2 separate regions of the Homo sapiens genome follow, and region 2 is linked to region 1. A link is a contact called in ENCODE Hi-C or POLR2A ChIA-PET data. All regions are on one chromosome and are shown on one strand. The core of a region is the stretch at or near the end of the contact, and the rest is flanking DNA. Distances in the headings are between cores, read along the strand shown.

What was found. Hi-C counts contacts between places; a loop is a spot of excess contacts on that map. ChIA-PET counts read pairs that join two places held with the same protein, here RNA polymerase II (POLR2A).
Region 2: a loop to region 1 is called in a map with no recorded cell type, with 2.1 times the contacts of the local background. The contact joins the enhancer-like site here to the promoter of ANKRD40CL in region 1. A Hi-C loop is called at or near these places in 1 of 37 single-sample maps with no recorded cell type. POLR2A ChIA-PET finds 5 or more read pairs at or near these places in 2 of 52 experiments (A549 and activated T-cell).

What each region holds. Positions count from the first base shown.
Region 1 is chr17:50,762,028-50,769,364 of GRCh38, reverse strand. ANKRD40CL (ANKRD40 C-terminal like) reads left to right here and starts at 1,847. Exons shown (of 4, transcript NM_001358683.3): 1 at 1,847-1,902; 2 at 2,354-2,491; 3 at 5,808-5,968. The coding sequence starts at 2,452. It overlaps MIR8059 (microRNA 8059), which reads right to left and starts at 715; the gene lies at 635-715. RefSeq lists an enhancer at 3,288-3,377 and a silencer at 3,678-3,727.
Region 2 is chr17:51,092,335-51,099,706 of GRCh38, reverse strand. All of the region lies in intron 1 of SPAG9 (sperm associated antigen 9), which reads left to right. It overlaps LOC124904125 (small nucleolar RNA U13), which reads left to right and starts at 1,429; the gene lies at 1,429-1,533. RefSeq lists an enhancer at 608-1,108 and a silencer at 5,565-5,859. Within about 2 kb of position 5,771, at least 4 of the 41 ENCODE cell types and tissues checked have a DNase peak (open chromatin) inside an H3K27ac peak, as active enhancers do.

The DNA of each region.
Region 1 (7,337 bases), core at 598-3,097:
CACAAGCAAAACTAATACATGGATAAAAGGGCCCACTAAGTGCCCAGCATAATGAATGGAACAAGTCATATGCCAAGGCCTGTGTGGCAGTTGATTGTCCCCCCAACACACTTTGCCTTCTTCCTTCCTAATCGGCTCTGATTTTTAGTACCAGTAGATTTTTTTTAACTAGAACATGTAATACTTTAATTTTAAACATTAAAATTAACTAAAAGGCCGGACGCGGTGGCTCACGCCTGTAATCCCAGCACTTTGGGAGGCCGAGGCAGGTGGATCACCTGTGGTCAGGAGTTCAAGACCAGCCTGGCCAACATAGCAAAACCCCGTCTCTACTAAAAAAAAAAAAAAAAAAAAAAAATTAGCTGGGCATGGTGGCACACAGCTGTAATCCCAGCTATTTATAGGGAGGCTGAGGCAGGAGAATCGCTTGAACCTGGGAGATGGAGGTTGCAGTGAGCTGAGATCCCACCATTGCACTCCAGCCTGGGCAAGAGCGAAACTCCTTCTCAAAAAATAAAATGAATTAAAAGAAGAACGTGTGTTCCCCTAAATAAGAAAAAAATGAGTGTTGTTGAGTGAACGTGTGAGTGAATGAGTGAATCAGTGAACGGGGAGTGAGTGAATGAATGGACCGAACAGGTGAGCAAAATGAGAATGAACTGAGGCTTTCCCTCAAGTGCCAAGCCTTTTCATCTACAGTTCCCCTGCACCTGTAGCCACACCCACTCAGGGGAGGAGGTTCAGGATGCCTTTTTTATGGCGGACCACACCCTGGCAGCCAGGCTGGCCAAAGTGCATTTTCTCAGGAGTCCAGGCCAGGGGATCCCTGCTACTTCCGCCTCTCCATTGCCCCACCCTGCCCTTCCCCTGTTCTTGCAGAAAGACACACCAGCATGCTGGGAAGACAGCATCGGCCTGGCAGCCAGGTGACCCAGGTCCAGTGCCAGGCCTGTGCCTGGCTGGCCACGTGACTAGTGGTAAACATTTCACTTACTAAGGCCTCGTTTTCCCTGTTTGCTCCTTTAAGCAGTTTGGCCAAATCAGTGGTTCACAGTCTTGGCTGCACATTGAAATCAGCTGGGAACCTTTCAAAAGTTCTGGGGCTCTGATTGCATCCAGACCAACTAAATCAGACTTTATAGGGTGGGACCTGGGCATCCACGGTTTTTAAAGCTTCCCAGGTGACTTCAATGCACACCATGTTTGAGAGCCGGGGGGCTGCGATCTCCATAGCTCCCTCCAGCTTTTTTTTTTTTTTTTTGGTTTTTTGTTGTTGTTGTTTGGTTTATGGTTTTTTTTTAGTGTTTATTTATTTATTTATTTATTTATTTTTTGAGATGGAGTCTTGCTCTGTCACCAAGACTGGAGTGCAATGGTGTGATCTCGGCTCACTGCAACATCTGCCTGCCAGGTTCAAGCGATTCTCCTGTCTCAGCCTCCTGAGTAGCTGGGATTATAGGCGCACGACACCACACCCAGCTAATTTTTTGTATTTTAGTAGAGATGGGGGTTTCATCGAGTTGCCCAGGCTGGTCTCGAACTCCTGAGCTCCGGCAATCCACCCGCCTCAGCCTCCCAAAGTGCTAGGATTACAGGCGTGAGCCACCGCACCCAGCCAGCTCCCTCCAGTTTTTTGATGCTGAGGCCCACCCTGATGCCCCGTCTGTTTGCCCGTCTTTTGTCATTGGAGGGTTAAATGAAATGTGAGCGTTACCCGAACATCTGGGTTCCTATCTGTGCACCTCCTCCTGTCTTCAGCCTGCCTTTGAGGCAGCAGCCTCACTGGGGACTTTGACCCTCCCCACCCATTCTTCACTGAACCTCCTGCTCCAGCCTCTGCCTCCTCCATTTTGATGTCTAGAATCAGGGGATCCAGGATCATCACCAAGGTCATTTTCCCAGGTATGGAGGGGTCTTTCTGCTTCTTTCTTGTCATGCACAGCTGCTGAGGAAGGGGCTGGGAGTAAAGACAGTGAAATGGGGAGGAGGAGTCCATTCAAACCGAGAAACAAAGTGTTTGGTTTTTCTTACCCCTGGTGTAGAAGCTACCAACCTTTTCCAAGAAAGAGGGCCTGGCCCCCTTCTCGGGTCTGGCTGGGTGCCTGCTGTGCCTCTCTGGCCTCCCCTCCGAAGGGCACCATTCCCTCGGGTGAGTACTACCGGCCTGCACCGTCTTCCAGTGGGGACAGCCTGAGAAGAGAGTCTGGAGCCTTACTTCAGTACCTTCCTTCACTGGCCTCACCCTGTGCAAATCATGCCACACGCTGCAGCCTCCTTTTCCCTATCTATAAAATAAAAATGACCCTGCTCTATCTCACTGGGCTGGCAAGAACACACTGTTGTTACCTTGCAGACAGATGTGCTGAGGCTGTAGAAAGTGCTTTTTATTTGGTTGGGAGCTTGTGCATAAATGCGAGAGGGGCTGCACATCTGACGGACTAGAGGTGACTCATGGCTGAACCGGAACAGGACATCGGGGAGAAGCCAGCAGGTGAGTCTGGGAGTCCTGTTCCCAACATGGTCCTCAAGGAGGATGGGACAGGGGGCTGGGGAAGGCTGGGACACAGGTGATGCTGTGGCCAGCAGTGCCCTGTGGCCTCCGCCACTCTGCCAGTGGGGTAGTGAAGAGCAGAGCAACTAGACCAAAGGTCCTTTCAGAAGGAAGCAAGTGTCTATAGCTATAATAAATAATAATAGCAGCCAGCAATTACTGGTGCTCACAACTGCTAGGAAGTTGTACCTTCTGTGTACTTTCTCATTGACTTCTTACAATCTGGTGAGGTAGGATTGTTAACCTCATTTTCAGATCAGAGAGGTTATGTAACTTGCCCAAGGTGTCAAAGCTACTAAGTGGCAGAGGAATTCAGACCCAAATCTGCCTGAGTGCAAAGGGCATGCTTTGTGACCTCTATGAGACTCTGGCCGTTCACAGAGCTGACACATTGACCACAGAATAAAATGCTTTCAAACGTAGTGGACAGGGCAGGGAAAGTTCTCGGGCTGTGTGTTGGGTGAGTTAGCAGTGAGGCAGGAAGGCCTCGTTTCAGGTCAGGTTCTGGTATCTCTATCAGGTATCGATATCAGGTCAGGTACTGGCAGGTGGGCTGGGGCCCAGCTGCTACAGGGGCTGCCTGAGAAGGAGCCACAGCCCTGAGCCACCTCCAGGGCCCAGAATTGAAAGGCAAAGAGAAGACTGCAGATCCCCGCTCACTAGGGGAGGGGACATTATTCCTGTCCTGGGAAGGGGCTGAGTTGGGCAGGAGCGTCTCATCTCCTTGGAGGCATCTGGCAGGGTGGCACAAACAGGGCTGACTTCATAAGTCTGTGATCAGTGCAGCTGCCCAGGGCCTTGCATTCAGAAAGGCCCTGGGCTTGGGGTTCAACATTCTGTGATTGTTGACTTGAAATGTGTCATAATTTTAGCCCTGAACTTGTTTTGTAAGTGGTGTCCGATGGGACAATGGAGCATGTGCCAGGGTTGGGAGTTGGAGCCTCAGCTCATACATATGGTCTCCACACCCAGACCAGCCCCACCACTGCTGTAACCCTCTGCCAGAGTCCCTCATTCCGCTGTCACCTTTGCCCAGGCAAAACAAGGATCAGAAGTTGAGGAGTGGCAGGCAGCCCTGGACACTCTCACCCACCCCCATCCAGCTAGTTGGTGCGTTCAAGTGGGGAGGTCGCAATACCCTGGGCGTCACCCATTTGCCCTGGGTTAGAGCAGCGGCTGTGAGAAGGGGAAATTGGCTTCCTCTTCATTTTCCTTTTGCACTCGGCTTTGCAAATTATGTAGTTGGCCCTGGTCACATCCATATCTGGCCATTTACCAACCTGAACAAACTACTTCCCCTTTCAGCCTCAATTTTCCTGTCTGAAAATGAAAATAATAATGTGCATACCCCACAGGATTCTTTTGGGGACAGTGAGGCTTTTCTCTTTTCCAGAATGCAAGTCTGATTATGACAGCTCTCTGCTAAAAACCAGAATGGCTTGGTGGTGTTTTAGGACAAAGACCAAAACCTTTCATCTAGACTAATGCTGCCCAATAGAAATGTAATGCAAGCCACATATGTAATTTAAAATTGCTAGTAGCCATGTTTTAAAAAGTAAAAACAGGTGAAACTAATTTTAATAATATACTTTGCCCGCTATATGCAAATCATTATGTCAACATATAAGTATGAAAATTTTTTATTGCCTCCAAAATCCAGGGTATATTTTACCTTATCGTGTATCTTATCTCATGTGACAAGAAGCTACATAATTGGACTAACTGGCCCCTGCCAGCCTGTCTGACACTCAGTCCCCCCATGCTCTCTGCCCTGCAGCCATGCTGAACTCTCCACAGGGCCCTGTGAAAAGCTCTTCACCTCCTCTGCCCTCTGGATCTAGTGAAGCCTATTCATCCTTCAGATGTCAGCTCAAATAATCAACCTTCATGGAGGCCTCCCTTGACCCCTAACATGCTTTCAAAGTACTGTGTATTTCACATTCATCATGCCCCGACAACTGTGATTTCCCATTTATTAATATCTGTCTCTTCTGCTGGCCTGCAAACTCCAGGAGCACAGAGACATCTTTGGGATTTTTGAACATGATTTCCCCAGGGCTTAGCCCAGTGCCTGGTGCAAAGCAGGCTTTCAACATGTTCAGTGGATATTGTAAGAAAGAAAGAAATACACAAAAGGCCTGGCATATGCAAAGCACTCTAAATATTCACTCCTTTCCCTTCCCTCTGGGTGAGAAAATTTCTCCTTATAAAGACACCCTCCTAACTGTATCTCTGCTAGAGAACTGAAGACATAAAGCACTCTGTGCCAAAAATATTTAAGTAAAAACTTGAGCTAAGCACAGAGATTATAAATATTTCTTCCCCAGATTACGCACCATTTAAAAATACTGTCTCAGCTCCTTTTCATGATTTGGGTGGTGATTAAAGAAAATTACTCTTCAAGACTGAAAGTCATTACTGCCCTTTTCCTGACTTGCCTTTTCCCTTGAGAAGGGGAGGATAAGCTGCAGGGCAGGAAGTGGAAGTGGGGCATCCTTGTCCTTTGTCTGGCAGACAGCCAACTGGTCAGGTACTGCTCCTTCTCAACTCTTTCCTGATTCCCAGGTGAATATAAACAAGAAGGCACAAATCCACACTTGCCAACAACGGACCCAAGTGATAACAAGAAACCCAGTGACACCTGTCTAGGTGAAGACTCAGCCCCTATGTGACCAGGTTGCAAAGCCAAACTGACCATCTGCTTTCCATTTGGACTTTTAGTTCATACTGTATCTTCTCAGGACAGTTAAGTTGGAATACAATGCCACTGTCCTGAAAGATGGTAGAATTATCCTATTTCTGGAGGAGTGGGGGTGGTGGGTAGGAATCTCAAGAGCGATTTGCTCCTCTGCACAATAGCTTCTTTAAGGACACCAGGGCCCCCAGGGCTATACATTTCCCTGAAGCTTTCCAGATAAGCAACAAGGTATGAGCACCTGCTATGTATTGCCCAAGGGTGATGTGTTTAAATATCCATTGCATATTTTAAATCCTTGGCTGGCTTAAAGCTGCAAGCTTTCTGTCTTCAGTGGATATAATGGGGGCATACATCCCAGAGCTTGCCCAACACTCCAAGAAAAGAACCCTCAGCTAATGCAAAGTGTGTATGTGCCCATGAAAGCTCCATGTCTACTTAACATTCAGTTTTTAGGATTATTTATGCTGTAATAATAGATATGAAAATCTCTGACAGGTATTTTGTTTCCTTTACAAACTGTATTTGAATTTATGGGTGATTTAGAGCTTGTGTTTAAAGTCAGAATTCAGAACCCCAAAGAAAATGACTTCATTGAAATTGAACTGAAGAGACAAGAACTGAGTTACCAAAACCTACTAAACGTGAGTTGCTGTGAACTGGGGATTAAACCAGAACGAGTGGAGAAGATCAGAAAGCTACCAAACACACTGCTCAGAAAGGTAAGGGTTAAGAGTTTCTAAATGCAGAATCACAGTGGGTGACATCATGTTCTCTGGAGCCAATCGTTTACACTTCTGCATTTCATGACACCAGAAATCCTGGCTGCAAAACGGCCAAACATGGTAGCTAGGTCATTTTCAATCTGGCGCTTTTAAGATTTGCACATCTAATCCATAAACCTTTTAAAAACCTCTAAATGGTCCGATCACGGTGGCTCACACCAGTACAATCCCAGCACTTTGGGAGGCCGAGGTGGGCAGATCACAAGGTCAAGAGATCGAGACTATCCTGGCCAACACGGTGAAAACCCGTCTCTACTAAAAATACAAAAATTAGCTGGGCATGGCAGCGCGTGCCTGTAATCCCAGCTACTCAGGAGGCTGAGGCAGGAGAATTGCTTGAACCCAGGAGGAGGAGGTTGCAGTGAGCTGAGATAGCACCACTGCACTCCAGCCTGGCGACAGAGCTAGACCCTGTCTCAAAAAAAAACAAACCTCTGAATGACAAGTGACTCCCCAATTTAAGGCTTTAGTTCAGTGCTTTTGGCCCCACCAATCTCTGCAAAATTGACTGGTTAACATAAAATGGCATAGTCCTCAGGAAAAAAAAAAACACAAACCCATCCTTGTTTGCTTAGCAAAGGGTGGGTTTGCTAAGTATTTGAAATATTAGCAAACAAAAATTGTTTTGCATTTTTATATATTTCCCAGATTTAAAATACAGATCTTAATTTTTAATTTTGGAAAGGAAATCTTATTTCTTTGGAAATTTTTCTTTAAAGCTTTCAAAATTCCTTTGGCAATTTTTTTGTTTTTTGTTTTTTTGAGACAGGGTCTCTGTCACCCACAATAGAATGCAATGGCGTGATCATAGCTCACTGCAGCCTCGAAATCCTCAGCTCAAGTGATCCTCCCATCTTAGCCTCCAGAGTAGTTGGGACTACAGGGACACACCACCACACTCCATTAATTTCTTTTTTTTGAAATGGGTCTGGCTATATTGCCCAGGCTGTTCTCAACCCCCTGGCCTCATCCTCCTAAGTGCTGGGATAACAGGTGGTGAGCTGCTGTTCCTTTGGCAATCCTTACTGGTGTCTTGGCTTATAGTGTATATTCTTTGTAAACTAACATGTCAAGGGATGATCATGCTTTCCAGATACCTTAACAACAAAAATCTGCTGGGTGTGGTGTCTCATGCTTGTAATCCCAGCACTTTGGGAGGCCGAGGTGGGCGGATTGCTTGAGCTCAGGAATTTGAGACCAGCCTGGGCAACATGGTGAAACCCTGTCTCTACAGGAAAATACAAAAATTAGCTGGGTGTAGTAGACTTGGGAGGCTGCAGTGGAAGTGGAAGGATTGCTTGAGCCT
Region 2 (7,372 bases), core at 4,522-7,021, 330 kb before region 1:
GTGTCAGGATTGAAGATCTGTAAATTAAAGTCAGAAATGTAAGATGTTGGCCATATACCTACAGAAGCACATAACTGTGTAACAAAGTTAGTAAGGCATCACTTGGCTGATGTAGCAAACATCATAACACAGGTAGAGCATTCCTAGTCTGAAAATGTGAAATCTGAAATGCTTCAAAATCTGAAACTTTTTGCATGCTGAGATGACGTCACAAGTTACTTTGAACATACTACTATTTCACTGTATTTTTTTTCCTTTTTTTTTTTTTTTTTTGAGACAGAGTTTTGCTCTTATTGCCCAGGCTGGAGTGCAATGGCGCTATCTCGGCTCACTGCAACCTCCGCCTCCTGGGTTCAAGCGATTCTCCTGCCTCAGCCTCCCAAGTAGCTGGGATTATAGGAATGCGCCACCACGCCTGGCTGATTTTGTATTTTTATTGGAGACGGGGTTTCTCCACGTTGGTCAGGCTGGTCTCAAACTGCTGACCTCAGGTGATCTGCCCACCTCGGTCTCTCAAAGTGTTGGGATTACAGGCGTGAGCCACCACGCCTGGCCAATTTTCACTGTAGTAATGGTACATCATATTCTTTTTTTTTTTTTTTTTTTTGAGACGGAGTCTCGCTCTGTCACCCAGCCTGGAGTGCAGTGGCACTATCTCAGCTCACTGCAGCCTCTGCCTCCTGGGTTCAAGCAGTTCTTCTGCCTCAGCCTCCCCAGTAGATGGGACCACAGGCAAGCGCCGCCACACTCGGCTAATTTTTGTATTTTTAGTAGAGACCGGGTTTCAGCATATTGGCCAGGATGGTCTTGATCTCCTGACCTTGTGATCCGCCCGCCTTGGCCTCCCAAATTGCTGGGATTACTGGCGTGAGCCACTGTGCCCGGCCCAAAGTAACCAATTCTTTAAACCCATCCGGCTGGGCACAGTGGCTCATGCCTATAGTCCCAGCACTTTGGGAGGCCGAGGGGGGCGGATCACCTGAGGTCAGAAGTTCAGACCAGCCTGACAACACAGAGAAACCCCGTCTCTACTAAAAATACAGAAAATTAGTCTGGCGTGGTGGCAGATGCCTGTAATCTCAGCTACTGGGGAGGCTGAGTTAGGAGAATCGGTTGAACCCTGGAGGCAGACGTTGCAGTGAGCCGAGATCACACCACTGCACTCCAACCTGGGCAACAAGAGCGAAACTCCGTCTCAAATAAATAAATAAATAAGTAAAAACCCATTTACCCCCACAGGCTTGTGAGACTGGTTGGAAGAAGTGCTGCTAGGCAGGGCCTGTGTGTTTGGAAAAAAAAATCACTCAGGGTGTTTGTGATTATAACTGTCTCACCCTTCCCTCTAATTCAGAAACCATTGCTTAAGAGTGGAAAAAAAAAACCACGAACTGTCTGTCTTCTGCTCTCACACCAAAAACAATCAGCCCGCTGTATTTGTAGTTCATGAGCATGGTGATTGGGTGTTCATGCAGGTGTGTGAGATATGCCACCCTTGAACCTTGTTACAACACTGGCACATTCTCAGACCTGAAAAAAAAAACACACATAACACAGAAGACTTCTGTGACCAAATATGTGGGGTAGGGCAGGTGCAGTGGCTCATGCCTATAATCCCAGTGCTTTGGGAGGCTGAGGCAGGTGGATTGCTTGAGCCCAGGAGTTTGAAACCAGCCTGAGCAACATGATGAAACCCTGTCTCTACAGAAAAATACAAAAATTAGCTGAGCATGGTGGCATGTGCCTGTAGTCCCAACTACTTGGAAGGCTGAGGCAGGAGGATTGCTTGAGCCCTGAAGGTCGAGGTTGCAGTGAGCCCTGAAGGTCAAGGTTGCAGTGAGCTGGGATCGTGTCACCTGCACTCCAACCCAGGCAACAGAGTGAGACCCTATCTTAAAAAGCAAACAAATAAAAAAATATGGGAGTGTTTTTCCCTACCAGCAAGCAATCAGTTCTGCATCAGGCACCAGCTAGGTGTCATCTAACTTAATACTGACACTGTCTACTTGAGATAGTGTCACATCCCACAGTTTGAGGTCTCAGTCCCCAAGACTACCGACAACACTTATGCCAATCTCAAGCCTCAGGTTATTTTACCTGTGCTTCTGACCAACCTGCCATGTATATATATGTACATATATATGTATATGTGTGTGTGTGTATATAATGTAGATACCATAATTTTTTTTCTTTATGAGATGAAGGTCTTGCTGTGTTGCCCAGGCTGATCTTGAATTCCTGGGTGCAAGCTGTCTTCCTGCCTCAGCCTCCGAATCACTGGGATTACAGTCATGTGCCACCTTGCCCAGCTACTGTCTTTTATTTTTGATGAATCCTCTGTGTCCAGTACAGTCTCAACTGGCTATAAACTGGGGTTCCCACAACCCCCTCCTCAGGTTCAGTTGACTTGCTGAATGGTTTGCAGAACCTGGGGAAACAGTTATGTTTACTGTTACAAAGGATGTAGATGAAAAGATGCGTAAAGCAGGGTATGGGGGTAGTGGTGCAGAGCTTCCATGCCCTCCCTGTACATGTCACCCTGCAGGAACCTCCATGTGTTCAGCTATCTGGAAGATCTCTCAACCTTGTTCTTTTGAGTTTTTATGGAGGCGTCACTACGTAGGTATGAAACCATTGGTCATTGGTGATCAACTTCACCTTCAGCCCCTTTCCCCTCCTGGGAGGTTGTGTGGGGTGGGCTGAAAGTCCTAACCCTCTAATTATGCTTTTGGTCTTTCCAATGACCAGCTCCCATCCTTAAGCTATGTAGGGGCTGCCAGCCATGAATCTACCCATTAACATACAAAAAGACATCTCTCTGGAGATTCTAAGGATTTTAGGAATTATATTTTAGGAATTATATGTTAGGAAACTGGGTCAGAGACCAAATACGTATTTCACGATATCACACTGTTACATTCTTATATAATCTTGCATTTTATTTTTTTTTACCTGTTGATCTGTCCATGTTGATATACATATGCATCTAATTCTTTCCTTTTAACTGCTGTGTATTCCATCGATGACATGAATATACCACTATCCATTCTTCATTACCACATTATATATTACAAATGTTGTTGTAGTAACATTCGGTGCATATGTAAGATCTTCTCAAAGTATATATTTTAGAAATAGGATGCCAGGTTTTAGGATATGTATTTGTAAAATTAACTAGATAAGGTAACATTGCTTGTCAAAGGAGTGCAGTGATTTATATTCCTATCAGTAGTATAAAAGACTTCTTATTTTCTTGTATCTTTGCCAACACTTCCTGCACTATCAGACTTTTTGGTTTCTGTTGCCTGTCTGATGTGGTTGAAACCACTTCTTTCTTTCTTTCTTTTTTTTGTTTTTTTTTGAGACAGAGTCTCACTCTGTCACCCAGGCTGGAGTGCAGTGGAGCAGTCTTGGCTCACTGCAACCTCCGCCTCCTGGGTTCAAGCAATTCTGCTGCCTCAGCCTCCCAAGTAGCTGGGACTACAAGTGCATGCCTCCTCCATGTCTGGCTGATTTTTGTGTTTTTAGTAGAGTCAGGGTTTTACCATGTTGACAAGGCCGGTCTCGAACTCCTAACCTCAAATGATCCACCCACCTCAGCCTCCCAAAGTTCTGGGATTACAGGTGTGAAACCACTTTATATATATATATATATCACTATATATATATATCACTATATATATATATCACTATATATATATATCACTATATATATATCACTATATATATATATATCACTATATATATATATCACTATATATATAACTATATCACTATATATATCACTATATATATATCACTATATATATCACTGTATATATCACTATATATATCACATCACTATATATATATCACTATATATATCACTATATATCTCTATATCTCTCCCTATATATATCTCACTATATATCACTATACGTATATCACTATATATATCACTATATGTATATCACTATATATATATCACTATATGTATATATCACTATATGTATATATCACTATATATATCACTATATATATATCACTATATATATATATACACATTTTTTTCTTTTTTTGGAGATGGATTCTCACTCTGTCGCCCAGGCTGGAGTGCAGTGGCATGATCTCGGCTCACTGCAGCCTCCACCTCCCAGGTTCAAGTGATTCTTCTGCCTCAGCCTCCCGAGTAGCTGGAACTACAGGTGCGCACCACCATGCCTGGCTCATTTTTGTATTTTCAGTAGAGAAGGGGTTTCATCATTTCTCAGCCTTTGGCTAAGATCAAGTGAGACGGGGTTTCACCATGTTGGTCAGGCTGGTCTTGAACTCCTGACCTCATGATCTGCCCCTTCAGTCTCCCAAAGTGCTGGGATTACAGGCGTGAGCCACCGTGCCTGGCTGCCACTTTTTTTTTTTTTTTTTTTTTTTTTTAAAGATGGAGTCTCACTCTGTCCCCCAGGCTGGAGTGCAGTGGCGAGTTCTCGGCTCATTGCAAGCTCCATCTCCTGGGTTCCTGCCATTCTCCTGCCTCAGCCTCCCGGTAGCTGGGACTACAGGTGCCCGCCACCACGCCCGGCTAATTTTTTTTGTATTTTTAGTAGAGACGGGGTTTCACAGTGTTAGCCAGGATGGTCTCGATCTCCTGACCTCGTGATCCATGCACCTCGGCCTCCCGAAGTGCTGGGATTACAGGCGTCAGCCACCGCGCCCAGCCTGGCCACCACTTCTTATTTTAATTTGCTTTTGTCAGATCAGTAGTGTGCTTGAGCATGTTTTACATTTACTGGTGATTCTACTTCTCTGTGAATTGCCTATTCAGTTTCATTCACTGATAACTGGCACAAACTATGTCTGGAAGTACATAGCTATATATTTTTAATGGTTTTATAGTATTCCATTATAGGATCATCACTTAGGTGAAAAGGATCATTACTTGGGGAATCCAGAGTTTAAAAGAGACTTAAGAGATATATTATCCAAATGTAATGTATGAACCTTGTTTGGATCTTGAGTGTAAAAACATATATGAGACAACCTGGAAAACTGGATATTCCTTATTATATCATTAGGGGTTGGGAAATGGTGCTATTTCAATCCAGTTATTCCTTCAACATTTATCAGCTAAATTTTCTTGTAAAGGAAACTTCCCCTCATCAACTGTTTGGTTACCCTAAGGTATAGTTTGTATATAAGAAAGACAAAAAGTGCTGGATTCGTCAATTCATACTTTAATAATTTCCAAGTGCTCTTTCCTGTTTTGTTTCCCTCCTCACTACTTTTAAAAATAGCATACTATTCTGGTTCCATGGGAGCAATGACTTTTCTTTGGTCTCTGAGTATATTAATTATAGTTTTCATTTGTTCCCTGCTTTGTCTGTTTTGTCAGAGTCCCATTTTTATTTCTTATAGTTTTGGTTTCTCTCTTTCAGGCTAGAACTTAAAGTGCCTTATAATTCTTAATTATCCTTCATGTTTTAAAAGTGAGACACTAAAAAAGGAGGGTTGGAAGCTTTGTGTGCCTGGATACAGTTTACTGCCTCTTGGCAACCCAGATTTCAATATCCCATGGTCCTTTCGTAGAGACACTTGAGTTTTTCCAGAGAAGGATAGTCTCTTTGAGGTGTGGCTGGTGGAGTGGTAGGTAAGCCTAGATATTTACATTATTGCAACCTGGATGAAGGCAGGAAGGAGGCCCTATTACTGTTTAGTACGTAGACTTTAGACCTTCATGTAATTCCACTTGTCATTTGGCACCTGCCTGGCTGTGCCTAGAGTGTTCCTAGTCTAAAATTTCTGGTTGAGTTTATTGAGAAAACAAACCTCTTATTTCCTGTGTGGGTGAGCAAGGAAGGCCACCTGGCCAGTCTGGTGTGGGACTGTCTACCTACTAGGGATATTACTAACTAGTGATTTTAGACTTCCACTCAACCCTCCTGTTTTCAGTCCCACCCTCACACACCACACCAGTTTTCTATTACATACTTTCCATAGTATGGATCTGTTATAATTTTCTTTTTTTTTTTTTTTTTTTTTGAGACGGAGTCTTGCTCTGTCGCCCAGGCTGGAGTGCAGTGGCGCAATCTCGGCTCACTGTGAGCTCCATCTCCTGGGTTCACGCCATTCTCCTGCCTCAGCCTCCCGAGTAGCAGGGACTAGAGGCACCCGCCACCACGCCTGGCTGATTTTTTTAGTAGAGACGGGGTTTCACCATGTTAGCCAGGACGGTCTCGATCTCCTGACTTTGTGATCCACCCGCCTCAGCCTCCCAAAGTGCAGGGATTACAGGCGTGAGCCACCATGCCTGGCCAGATCTATTATAATTTTCTTATCCACTGTCTGTTGATAGACATTTAAGTTATCTTCCAGTTGTGAACTGTTACAAATAGCCCTTCAATGAATGTCTTTGTACATGCCCCTTTCTGCATATTTGCTTTTTAATGGCAGGACAAACTTTTTTCATATTAAACACCACTGATACTTTTATTCCAATAATTTATTTTCATTTTTTTGTTTTTTTTAAAAAGAGGGTTTTGCTATTTTGCCTAGGCTTGTCTCGAACTCCTGAGCTCAAGCAATCTGTCCACCTCAGCCTCCCAAAGTGCTGGGATTACAAGCATGAGCCACTATGCCTGGCCAACTTTTTTTTTTTTTTTTTTTTACAGAAATATCTAAACATTGATGATTACCGAGAATAGTAGAATATATTTGAACTCCCATATACCCATCATTCAACTTCAGCAGTTACCAACAAAATGCCAATATTTTTTCTTTAGAAAAAAAAATTTTTTAAGAGACATTTGCTTGCTCTGTAGCCCAGGCAGGCGTGCAGTGGTGTGATCATAGCTCACTGCAGCTTAGAACTCCTGGGCTAAAGCAATCCTCCCAGTTTAGCTTCCTGAGTAGCTAGAACTACAGGTGTCTGCCACCACGTCCAGCTAAATTTTTCTTTTTCTTTTTTTCTTTTTTTTTTTTTTTTGTAGAGACAAGGGTCTCTCTATGTTCCCCAGGCTGTTCTCAAACTCTCGGCCTCAAGTGATCTTCCCACCTTTGCCTCCCAAAGCACTGAGATTACAGGCGTGAGCCACTGTGCCTGGCCAAACCAATTTTTCACCATAATATTAAGGCAGACCAAAGACTATATCATTGTATCTTTAGGAGATAGGGCTGTTTAACAAATATAACCACAACACCATTAACACATCTAAAACTTATAAACAATTACTCTTTAATAATATTTAATACTTAATAAGTGTTCATATTTCCCTAATTGTCTCTTAAATGTAGTTTTGTAGTTGGTTGTTTTCAATCAGTATCTAAACAAGAGAGTCTATACATTTATACTTGGTTCAATATGTCTCAAGTTCCTCTTTATATAATGGTTCTTTTTTTCTTT